Regions from separate parts of the Homo sapiens genome. Here region 1 is linked to region 2. A link is a loop called in an ENCODE intact Hi-C map of the cell type or tissue named here. Cell type or tissue: heart right ventricle. All regions are shown on one strand. Each heading gives the region's core, and the rest is flanking DNA. Links, peaks and the distances in the headings are about the cores only. Region 1 holds the start of MIR3671 (microRNA 3671). Region 2 overlaps AK4 (adenylate kinase 4).

Region 1 (6,383 bases), core at 2,274-4,773, 150 kb before region 2:
CGGGTGCAGTGGCTCAATGCCTGTAATCTCAGCACTTTGGGAGGCTGAGGGTAGGAGAATCACTTGAGGACAGGAGTTTGAAACCAGTTTGGGCAACATGGTGAAACACCATCTCTACCAAAAATACAAAATTACATGGGCATGGTGGTGCACACCTGTAATCCCAGCTACTCGGCAGGCTGAGGCATAAGGATCACTTGACCCCGGGAGGCAGAGGTTGCAGTGAACCAAGACTGAGCTACTGCACTCCAGCCTGACCGCAGACTGAGACTCTTTCTTTAAAAAAAAAAAAAAAAAAAAAAGTCACAAATGGTTTTTCTCTCCCTGGCCCCTCTTCTCTCTGTGGTAGGTAGGTTCAAATTACAGCCTAACCTCAGCCATCTCTGTTCTCTTTGCTCAAGCATATGGGTCACTGCTTTGGGTTCCTACACCAGTCAGACATCCACAGGCTCCCAGATACAGACATGAGCCTAGGATGAGGTAATATACCCGATTAGGCTCTGAGCCTAAAACACGTTCCATGAAATTACCTGAGCCTTCCTTGCACAGTACTGTGATCTAAGATCTAACACATAATCAAGTCATGCACTTTGTTTCTTATTTGCTATTGTTACATGTGTACAGTGTCCTTAGGAGTCTACAGGGAAGAGGGATAATTGGCAGAGATTGGCATTGGCAGAATCCTGGGTTCTCCAATAACCACCTTTCACCCCCAGCAGTACTCTCTAGAGTAAGATGGAGGTTGAAGATGTGTGCTGTTAAATTTCCTAATCCTGGCTGGGTATAGTGGCTCATGCCTGTAATCCCAGCACTTTGGGAGGCTGAGGTGGGAGAATCAATTAAGCTCAGGAGGTCAAGACCAGCCTTGGCAACATAGTGAACTCCTGTCTCTACTAAAAATTTGCAGGTGGGTGGCCTGAGCCTGTAGTCTCAGACTCGGGAGGTTGAGGTGGGAGGATTGCTTGAGCCTGGGAGATCAAGGTTGAAGTAAGCTATGATCATGCCACTGCACTCCCGTGTGGGCAACAAAAAAAAAATTTCCTAGTCTTTCATGCACGTGATGCTGGCTTGGTGTTTACAGCTTCGTATTCCTGAAATCGATATGTGCCAGATATCACTGCAGACTAGTCCTTATTTGATAGAAATAAAATAATTTACATTTTATTTTCATGTAAATGTGACAGCAGCAGCAATAACATAGGCATTCAGTAAATATTCTTTTGAATTAGGCCAGATCCTAAATATCCTGAAAGAAACATGACATGTCACTATCTACTCCTTCAAGACAAAGATATACTTTTTTTCTTTCTTCACTTCAGTAAGCTGGTCTACAATGATGGACTTTTATTTATGCAACAATTTCAATACTGTTCAACATATTGGGCTTTTTTTTTCTCCCTGTAAGTAGAATCTGATTTTGAAATCTAGTAGTGTACTGACAAGTGCCAAGCTGTTCTAATTAGGTTACCTTTCACATTTATAAAAATGGTACGAAGTTCTCTGAATACCATTCCAGAAATACTAATTCATACTTACCTATTTTCAGTCTCCTAAAGGTTCCAAAGATCTTAATATATGTTCACTCAGCACAACATGGCTGCACCAACAACTACCCCATGTTACAAAACAAGGCAAAGAGAAGCAGAATAACTCTCCCTATGCCCCGGGAGAAGTATGACAGAGGTGCAGGGTAAGAGGGTTTCTGGGTCCCAGCCACCTGTTTCACATTCCTCTTTCACCTTCTTTCTTCCTGGGTACGGTGAGGCTCCTCTGATGGAAGGTAAGATGGCTGCCATCCTTCAGTTATCACAGTACTGTACCTTTAGAATAGACAGCATCAGCACTGTGATAACTGAGCCAGGGCAGCCTGTCAGTCACTGTGTCGGTCAACGGCATCCTTTCTGGTGGCTGCATTACTCTCTCTGAAGGCTCCCCATGAAGTGAAGGACTAAAAGATCACCTTCTGGTTGGAGACGTGAGGAGGCAGAAGAAAAAGAAGGATCAGAGCCCAGCAAGTGGTGAGGCTGAAATATTAAAAGGCCCAGTTGAATTAAATTAGAATGAAAGATGAACACATGACTTATCCATATTAATGAGGATGAACAACTGCATGATTAGGTTTTCACTCTAATACATCAAATATGCAGTAAGCTTCCAGCATATTTCACAGCTTATCTCTTCCATGCATGGATTCACTGACTGTGCCTCCCTGACCTCAATCATTGATTTTTCATATATATACCGAGGAACTACTACGTTCTAAAGCCCTCTTCTAGATGTTCAGGAAATAAAGATAACTAAGACATGATTCCTGTCTTCAAAGTGCTCATAACCAAACATGACAATAATACTTCATATCTGCCAAACATTCAAAACTGCTCTATATGTTTTCTCATTTGGTTTTCACAAGACGCTATGGGGCTGGCAATGAATTATTCATTAATTCATCAAAAAAGGATTCTGGAAATAGATTAGATATTATTACCCCATTTTATAGGCAGAAAAAAAAAAAAAAAACTTAGGTGATTTGCCAGAGATCATATATTGCTAAGTTATGGCGAACCCATGTCCAGAACCATGTCAAATGAGTGAACACAGTGCTTTGTTTTCTCTACCCTACCCTAGCTGTCCAACTCCATCAACTGGATATTCAGTTTACACAAACAAAAGGATTTCTAAAAACATTTACTTTTTGTTTTAGTTTTCTCAGTAACTGAGATCATGAAGCAGAAGCTAGTGGGGCTTTATAATTAAGAAGAAAAATGCACATTAGCAAAAATGACTTTCATTCCTCTTGCTCTGAGTGCTAAGAATGTACTCAAATTAGTAACATTGATATTTTTCACTATAGTTTATGTCAATTCTATACCTATGGTGATACTGACAACCTTCAGAATACCTTTTTAAAAAGTAATAATAACATATACACATCACTTGCTTTTAAATTATCTGTACCTTTGAGACGTACTCTGAAGTCATTTTAGGGATGATTCTTCCTTTTAATAAAAAGTACAAAAGATTCTGAAATTGGAATTCAGGCATCAGAATATCAACTTATTAAAACCATGATTCACTTGGGTTTTTTCCATGTCATAAGGTTTCAAGTTATTTCAATATGAGTGGAACTTGACAGATATTTGAAAAATAATTATGTTTTCATTAGGCATTTGCTCAATTTCAAAGACTCATTATATGCATATTAGATATTAGCACTGTACTTCAAATAAGTCAGGTAGATGAATCAATTCTTTAGATCAGCAGAAGTCAGAAAATAAAAGTACAGTGAATCTAACTCAACTATTAACTTTACGTACTATGAAAATGACCTTATCTTCAGAAAAGCAACATCCAATGAAACAATCCACCTACACACAAATTAAAAACAACATTGCCTAAAATGCAAAAATATCTAAAAATTAAGGAGGTCATCATCTAGGTCTTAGCCAACTGTAATACAGAGTTGAAACACGAGAGGGCAACGAAGATTAAAGAAAAAAAAAAAATCACAGTTGGATCCCATAACCTAAGGTTCTTGGAAATAGTTGCACATTTTTACCCGAATTATAAACATCTGCTACGTGAACAAAGATACTGTGATTATTTTAGAGTAAAATTTTAGATAGCTGTTCCACGAAAAAGGATAAGATTATCAACTAATATTTCTTGACCACAATTCTGTCAGCTTTGGAAAACTGAATACTTACCCTGAAACACTGAAGGTTGGGTAAGTATGGAGACAAATAAATAATCCTGACATATTTGTAGTTATTAGACTGTTCTTCACCAAAATATTAGTGTGATTCAATGTCTAAATATGAAGTATAAAGACGAAGGAAGTGTACTGCAAAGTTGAAATTCACTCTACTAGCCATCACCAAAACCCATGCAACAACTAAACATTTTTGGTAAAGTAAAAGATACTTCCTTTTTCTCCTTATTTTTCTCTCATTTCATTTTTTTACCTAAATTAGAAAAAAAAAGAAGCCAAGCATCCCTAATAACAAGCAGCAAATTGTCATTATTCTGTGAATGGTTACTTAAATTAATATTCTCTCAGATTCTAAAGCAGTTTCAAGGAAGAAAAATATGGGTTTTCAAAATGGTATTTTTAAAATAAATGTTTCAAAAATGTGTCTTGCTTTTTCTTGAAAATGTTTATAAACGTGCATTTTTGAAAATTTAAATCCATCAGAAATATTTCTTCTTCAACATGTTTCGTCTAAGAACTGAACTGTCTAAATTTATAAACAAGTGACTACAGGTACTCATGCTACAGTAAGAAAAAATAACTGCATACTAAGGAAGAGAGAAAACAGTGATGTAAAATGCTTTCTTCCAGGACCCAAACTGATTTTAAACTACTTCTTCTATGTTAAAAATGATACAACTAGGAACAATTTCTTCATAACGCATATACCAAATATTATCTACAAAACCAGGCACTTATAGAAAACTGGCACACCAAAGAACTTTTAAAATAACGTGGAGTACAAGGCCAGGCATGGTGGCTCACACCTGTAATCTCAGCGCCTTAGGAGGCTGAGGCAGGAGGATTGCTGGAATCCAGGAGTTCAAGACCAGCCTGGGCAACATAGTGGAAGCCTGTCTCTACAAAAAATAGTATGAGCAGGGCCAGTAGTCCCAGCTACTTTGGAGGCTGAGGTGGGAGGATTGCTTGAACATGAAAGGCTGAGGCTGCCATGACTGCACCACTACACTCCAGCCTGGGTGACAAAGACCTTTTCTCAAGCGATCAATCAATGTGGAGTACAAATAAAAGCACAAAAAACATGCTACATCCCTCATATTTATAAACTAAGATGAAAATATTGTTTTAAACCTTTGAATATCTGATTATATATTAAATAACTGAAGGCACCGTAAGTTGTTGGCCAAGCAGAATATTTGAAAATACTTTTAAACTATAGTTTAGTGTATTTAAATCCACTGGTCTTTTAACTAGTGTGATTTGTTTTCCAATTTGAAAATTATCATCTAATTCAGTGATACTATATAAAATGGCCAAATTTGACCACACTGAGATGTTATAAACTGTCAGCAAAAGTTGCTCAAATGTCCAATACTGCTTTGTCACAAGTACACAGAATGTATACTTGCATTTTATTGCAAAACTTTGCTATACTGAGTTTTTAAAAACTAATTTGTGCCAAAGATTGATGAGGTGGCAGGTTACAGAATTTTTTTCTCTTTTATGGAAAAAGAAATAGGCAGAAAGGCAAGAAAATGTCAAGGACCACCGCCCTATACAAAGTTAGCCCCAATTCTCAAAGAGAAGCATTAACTGAGAGTGATTAGAGAAGAGGTGTCATCATTTTACTGACTTTGAGCACTGGCCCTAATTAATCTCATGCTATGTAACTTTATAAGGTCCATGTGGACGAAAAAAAAACCCTATGGACACGGTAACAAAGAGAAGACTGAGCTTTCTTCCTCATGTTGACCAAGAGTTTAGTCCAAAAAGGCTCCAGGAGACTAAAAATTTATAAATACATGACTGGCCCATATATTACATTATATGGGCCTCTCCCCTTCAAACATGTACTCAGCACAAATATTTTTAGTCCAACTGTATACTCCACAGTTAATTTACTTTCTGATTTTGCTCTACATCACATTTCACCACTCTCACCCCCCGGATTTTAGATTTTATGGTTTGCTCACAAGTCAGTTTTATATGCCAGCTAACTTCGGAATGATCCACCCCTGGCTAAACATCTCTAAAAACCCTGATGGTCTCCAATTAATCTATGATTGCCTTATTACTACAGCACTGCCATTTGAAAATGCTGGGTCTCAGATTTTCAAATTCCCTTAATGGACAGCTAAAGGAGCCAATACCAAAGACTTGCAATGACCTCCAATTCTACAGCCTTGGGCTGTTCCAGGAACACAATTACACTCCACTTCCCTGCAGGTTCCACCCTTCTCGAAGCTTCTATTCCTACATCTGTAAAATGAACACATTTCTACTAACTAGTAACACATGCCACAGTGGCACTGCACTCATTAAGTGCTGTGTTGTATACTGCAATTTAATTTGGTGCTGTTTATATCTTATTTCCTCAAGTCAACAGGACTCTTTCTAAAAAAGTCAGAAACTGTTTTACTCATGTCCCTTCACAACACTTAGTGGTCATTTCCACAAAATGCTAGCTCAACAGATACTTGATTGATTGATTAATTGATGAACCTCTCCATTTCTCAGGGAGCCTCTAAACAGTTATCAACAAGAGTATGTTTAATTCCAGTCTCTGTCTATATGGTCTTAGGTGAGGTGTTTGGCAGTTTGTCATCTATAAAATAAAGGGATAGCACCGAATAGCTCCTAAGTTCCTTCCAGTGCAATTTCTGAATCTCATTAG
Region 2 (6,383 bases), core at 2,238-4,737:
CGGCAGTGCCCTGTCTCCAGATATCCGTGTGGATCGCTGGATACAGATCCCTACACAGATAACCCTTCCTCAGAAGGTCTGTCTTGTACCATTCTGTCTACCTACGTCACTCTCCTTACATTATTATAATGTGACATTATGTATTTATGAGCATATTCGATTTTCCATTCCTCCCCTATCCCTCCACCCCCAGTGCAGGCCCCAGAAAGCACAGGTTATATCCATTTTGTTCATGGCTATATTGCCAGTACCTATAACAGTGCTTGGCATATAGTAAAGACTTGTACATCCAGTTGCAGACAGGTCATGCCTGCAATCTGTAGCTGAGCCTTTAGAAGGTATACTTGAATTCTGTTACTTTTCTGGGGATAAAAATATGGGCCTATGGTGAAATCATTTACAAATTTCTTTAGTCTTAATTGAGATACAGTGGGACCGGTTTTCCCCTAATTTGTGTATGGGGACTTATATTCAAAGAACAAGCAAGCAGGCCGGACGCGGTGGCTTGTGCCTATAATCCCAGCACTTTGAGAGGCCAAAGAGGAGAATCACTTGAGTCCAGCCTGGTTAACAAAGCCAGACCCCATCTGCGTGTGCGTGTGTGCACGTGCGTGCGCACACACACAAACACACACACACAAAACCAATGTCCAGGTGTGGCGATGTTTGCTTGTAGTCCAGCTACTTGGGTGGGGGGTGGCTGAGGCAAGAGGAACCCTTAAGCCCAGGAGTTAGAGATTGCAGTGAGCTATGATCGCATCACTGCCCTCCTTCCTGGGTGACAGCGAGACCCTGTCTCAAACAAAACAAAAGAAACAAACCACGCAGAATTCTTAAACAGAAGAGGCTTTAAGCAAGGGGTTTGTAGATGACAGCTCCTTCCTCAATGGAATATGCATTTTCCCTTATGGGAAAAGGGCTCAGTGATTTTAGTATAACTTACTTAAGAACAAGGGTTATAAGGTAACAGTTTTATCTGTGTCTTTATTCAGGAAAAATCCTCGCGATGATCCCAGAGGATCTCAGTGAAGCCATTTGGGAATTTCCCCAAGAATTCCTACCTGAAAGGAATTTATCTTTTATTTCCCTAAGCCTCTTTGAAGATGCACACTTGTGGTTTAAAACCAAATTTTCTGGAGTACTTATCTTCTGCTTATCAGTGGATCACCAAGTAGTGATTGTAGCATATCTAGGTTTTTAAAGTCTTTTTCTTTTTCTTTCTTTTCCTTCCTCCTCCCTTCCTCCCTACCTCCCTTCTTGCCTCTATCTTGCCCTGTCACCCACGCTGGAGTGCAGTGGCACGATCACAGCTCACTGCATCCTCAGTCCCTTGGGCACAAGAAGTCCTCCCATCTCAGCTTTGGGGTCTTTTTCTATTAACCTATAAGCTTCCTGAGGGCAGGACCCACTTATTTCAAATCTCTTAAACCCTGGGATCTATAACTAGTGTCCCAGGAAGCTGCCATGAGCAGGAAGTGGGTTCTAGAGCTCTCAGCACTGTGGGGAGTGTGGGGCTCACAGAGTGGTAGGAGGAAGCATAAACTTCAGTTGCTGACATCTGGAGCACAGCTGCTGTTTTTTTTTTTTTTTTCCTTCTACTTTCATTTTAGGTTTAGGGGATACATGTGCAGGTTCGTTACACGGGTAAATTTCGTGTACAGATGATCCTGTCACCAAGGTAGCGTAGTACCTGATAGGTAGCTTTCCAACCTGCACCCTGGTCCTGGTTCAAGCAGTCCCTGTTGTCTGCTGTGCCCACCTTTGTGCCCATGTGTATTCAATGATTAGCTACCCCTTATAAGTGAGAACACATGGTATTTGGTTTTCTGGTCTTGAGTTAGTTCTCTTAGGCTAATGGCCTCCAGCTGCATCCATGTTGCTACAAGGGACATGATCTCATTCTTATTACGGCTGCATAGTATTCCATGGTATATGGAATATATACCACATTTCTTTATCCAGTCCATCATTGATGGGTATCTTGGATGATTCCATGTTTTTGCTATGGTGAATAGTACTGTGATGAACATACAAGTACATGTGTCTTTTTGGTAGAACAATTTATTTTCCTTTGGGTGTATACCCAATAATAGTTTTGCTGATAGTCGTAAGTTCTTTGGGAAATCTCCACAGTGCTTTCCACAGTGGCTGCACTAATTTACATTCCCACTAGCAGTGTGTAAGTGTTCCTGTTTCTCTGCAACCTTGCTGGCATTTGTTGTTTTTTTACTTTTTCGTAGTAGGACAGCTGCTGCTTCTTTTCACCATCTGTTAATAATAACTGGATGACATGGAATATGGAGGTCTTTGATACATGTACAAATAAACATTGTGTAAACAGATAAGGAAAGTATACGATAGGAGAGAGAAAAGGCCTTTATGAAGCAGGTTTTGGTGGTAATTAATTTGCTACTAAGGCTTCCAGTTGGTGATGTGAGTGATTTGAACTCCTGGGCTAGGGAAGGCTGTGGAAGAATAACCAACCACCTGCTTTCAACTTTAAGCTAATCATCAGTGATTGATTGTCATGAACAATGGCTTGCATTTGTAACTTGGTTCTTACTTATTCAACAACTGGGAAGAGATGGGCGGTCCGAAGCAACTATGTTAGCTCCAGATCTTAATGGAGGTAGGAAGGGGGCTGATGTCGCATAGCCTTTTCACAAGCTGCCAAACCCAGGCGGATGTTGGAAGTTGCCCTTCTGAACTGCCCTTTCATTTCCATCAGGCGGAGGGCTTGCTTTGCTGCCTGGGAACGTGGTGGTGGACTCTGGCTCTGCACCCTTCCTGCAGAGTGAATGCGCTCCAAATTAGAAAAACAGAAGTGTCCTACTTTCTATTCCCCACCACTGCCTCAGCTTGTTGCCGCAGCACCTCCTGCTTCAGCTGCCCTTCCTTGGGTTCTTGGCATGGCTGGGAGGAGCAGGTGCCAAGGCCCAGTGGCCAGCACTGCTGGGAACACAATACCAGTCAGGAATTTAATGATATCTCACTGCACTTAGTAAATATTTTGTGGGGGGGGTCTTAAAAAAAACAACCTGTAGATGTCATAATTAGTGATATAACAAGACAGATTCTGGAAGAAATTTAAAAATATAAAATTTCAGCTTTCAATCTGGATTGGCTGTTTGAATGAAAAGAGTGAGCAGCTTTTCTAGGCTTGGTTAGGGGATGAGGGATAGCGATAGTCTGGTGTGGAAGCATGATAAAGCATGCGGTGGAACAGACCCTCTGAGGAGCTAAAGGGAGGAAAGCAAGCAGTCCATGCTTAAACATGATCTTTATTTTACGTTAGCTCTTGGCATTTCTACTTCTTCAACAATTAATGGAATATATTCACATTTGGAATGGGCTAATTAAGGAACCTAGAATAACGCTAGTCAGTCATTTAGAAAGCCTTTCTTGGAGTGTTACTTTTAGTAAATGTAAAAGCATACTTCAACTTGTAATTCTCTCTAAATGGAAAAATTATAAATGCTGCCACCTGTTGACAAAATTTGAGGGTGCATTCTACTCCAGTTGGTCAGTGATCCCTGCCGACAGGGGATCTTACTGGCTGGATAATGACCCTCAGCTAAAAATGCTTTAAAATGTGCTGGTCTGACTGTACCTTATCTGACATTCTGTTCTTGGCGGCTGATTGGTGTGAGAAGTACACCTGAATTGCTTTGATTTGTTTAGCCCAACTTGAGACACAGATGTAGATCAATTTAAAGAATGCTGAAGCTCCCATGCTACCTTATAGAATCCATCATTTAAGACACCATTTCATATTGTATGCCCTGAAGCCTTAAAGTGGATCTGTGGCTGAAAAGTATGTTTTTCTTTTTCTTTTTTTTCTTTTTTTGAGATAAGAGTCTTGCTCTGTCACCCAGGCTGGAGTGCAGTGGCATGAACATGGCTCACTGCAGCCTTGGCCTCCTGGACTCAAGCGATCCTCCTGCCTCAGCCTCCTGAGTAGCTGGGACTAAAGGCATATACCACCATGCCTGGCTAATTTTAAATTATTTTGTAGAGACAGGATCTCACTTTGTTGCCCAGGCTGGTCTCAAAATCCTGGGCTCAAGTGAAATCCTCTCAAAATGCTGGGACTGTAGGTGTTGACCATTCTTCTCGGCTGAGTATCCATATTTTAAAAGTCTTGTAGATGAATAAATACTACTACTTACTTGGTAGAGCACTTGCCCTTATGTCTAACCAGAGTGAGAGAGAGCCCCTTTTCAGGACCTGTGACACAGCACCCCAAACTTTGGAGGCAGCCTTAGCCTATCCCCAGGGCCTCTGTGACCATTGCTGGGTCTAGGACACCACACTCGCCCTGAAAGTGGCACTCTTTGAGGCCAGTCACTTCCAACTCTGCCTTTCATTTCTGAGAGGAAGGTAAGCCATCCTCCTGTTCTCCTTTCTTTTATATCCGCTTCGGTTTCTTTATTATTGATTCCCCTCCTCACCGTACCCTCTGGAATCCTTTTTCCTTAACAGTTTCCCCCACCCTCCTCGCCACATACACATGCTATTTGCAGAAGTCTCCACTTTCTGTATTAAAGAAAACCTAGATTTCCCCTTAGGATGCTACTTTCTTTCTTGTCTTTTCTGTTACCGAGGACTTTCTCCTATGTGAAAATCTCATGTTGGGTGATGGTGGTGGTGGTATTATTATTCTGTCTCCTAGTGTGTCTTTCATCCTTTTCTAAAAGCTCAAATCTATCTTTATCCTTCATATCTTTCTTCTCAAACCTGCTGTTTGTCTTTTTACCTCCAGTCCCACATTGCCTTCATTTTTTCCCAGTACCGTCCGCCCCCTGCCATGCAATTTATCCTGAGCCAGCCACTATTCTGGAATTTACATATAGTAATTTGCTTATTTCTCACAATGACTTTATGAATTAGGTATTACTATTTTCATAGGCACAGAGAGGTTAAGCAACCAGGGTCACAAGTAAGTGGCTTAGCTGGACCTCAAACATAGGCAGCTTGCCTCTGGATCTATATTCCTGTGAATCAACTTTTCCTTAGTCATGTGTTTCAGGTCATGTGCAAAGATGCTCATTGCAGTATGACTGGAAACAACTTGGATGTCCACCATTAGGGGATTGGTTAAATTATGCTCTATCTAAACCATGCTGTACTCTGCAGTTATTAAAGAGAATGATTCCCAGCACTTTGGGAAGCTGAGGCAACAGGATTGTTTGAGGCCAGGAGTTCAAGACCAGCCTAGGGCACAAACCAAGACCCTGTCTCTGCAGAAGAGAATGAGACAGTAATATGTAATATGAAGAAAAAAATCTCCAAAGAGAAAAAGCAAGATGCAGAACATTTGTTGTGTGTATGTGGGGAGAAAATCTGGTCTGTGCGTGTAGCACTGGATCAGGCGGTTCCTGAAGCCATACAAGATTTAGATTTCTCAAGTCGTTTTGTAAGCTGCCTGTCAGAGACATCAGGATCAGGCATTTCTCCCTGTCTGAGAATTTGCTTCTCACAGTCTGCAGTTTTCTGTTCAGGAGGAAGACAGCATGGTGTGGTACATGGCGTGTGATTGTAGAGACAAATAGCACTTGATTTAAAGCTAGATTAGTCACTTATCATGTGATCTTGAGCAAGTCACTTCACTTTTCCCAGCATTGGTTTTTACAGTTTTAAAATGGGGATAAGGCCTACCTGACAGAATTATTGTTACTTTTGAGATAATATTTACTCATTCAACAAATATTTTCATTCGGCACTTACTGTGTGCAAAGCACGCTTACAGCACTAAGGTTATAGCAGTAAACAAGAACTTAAAATGTTCTACTCTAATTTAGTTTACTTCTGGTAGGAATAGAAACACTTAAAAAATAAGGTAAATCATATATGGCAAATGGTGATGAATATTCTGAAGGAAAACAAAAAGAAAATAAAGGGTGAATAGGAGTGTTGGCGTGTGGTAGAGGTGCAGTTTAACAGGACAGTTAGAAAAGTCTTAACAAGGCACCACTGGAGCCAAGATTTGGAAGAGCTGAGGATACACATGGGTATCTGGAGCAAAAGCAGAGGGAATATGAACTGTGAATGTCCAGGGTGGGCACCTGCTTGAGAGCTGCAAGGATGCCGGTATGGCTGGCACGGAGACGTGGACAGAGAAATGAGGTGAGAGAGGTGGCAGGACAGGGGCCCAGATGGGTAGGCCTTTGCAAGCCTGTACAATTTTGGCTTTTCCTCTGCATGTAATATATCTGGCACATAAGGGATGCTCTACAAATGGTAACTGTGTTATAAGGATGCCACCATGATGCCCTGCTTTTTAGGTAGGTAGAAGAAAGATAGACAGGGTAACATTTTAGGATTCTTTTTTTTTTTTGAGACAGGGTTTCCCTGTGTCTCCCAGGCTGGAATTCAGTGGCGCG

What was found. A loop is a pair of places that touch in the nucleus more often than their neighbours do. Peaks named below come from ENCODE experiments on the same cell type or tissue, not always from the same donor. Only the 100,000 strongest peaks of a DNase experiment are listed, where the experiment ranks them.
Region 1: it touches region 2 in a loop (5-fold over the local background); 88 of 110 quality-filtered maps call a loop at or near these places.

Annotation. Positions count from the first base shown.
Region 1 is chr1:65,056,644-65,063,026 of GRCh38, forward strand. It overlaps MIR3671 (microRNA 3671), which reads right to left and starts at 1,199; the gene lies at 1,112-1,199. It overlaps MIR101-1 (microRNA 101-1), which reads right to left and starts at 1,865; the gene lies at 1,791-1,865. It also overlaps a transcript of JAK1 not described here. In heart right ventricle, for the core only: CTCF peaks have their summits at 3,456 (motif pointing right) and 3,655; no DNase peak of the experiment used is centred there; H3K27ac peaks cover 1,809 bases.
Region 2 is chr1:65,205,978-65,212,360 of GRCh38, forward strand. All of the region lies in intron 2 of AK4 (adenylate kinase 4), which reads left to right. Among named protein-coding and RNA genes, the nearest start is that of AK4, 61 kb to the left of the region's middle. RefSeq lists an enhancer at 1,481-1,560. In heart right ventricle, for the core only: CTCF peaks have their summits at 3,503 (motif pointing left) and 3,703; DNase peaks (open chromatin) are centred at 2,739 and 3,515; H3K4me3 peaks cover 410 bases; H3K27ac peaks cover 853 bases.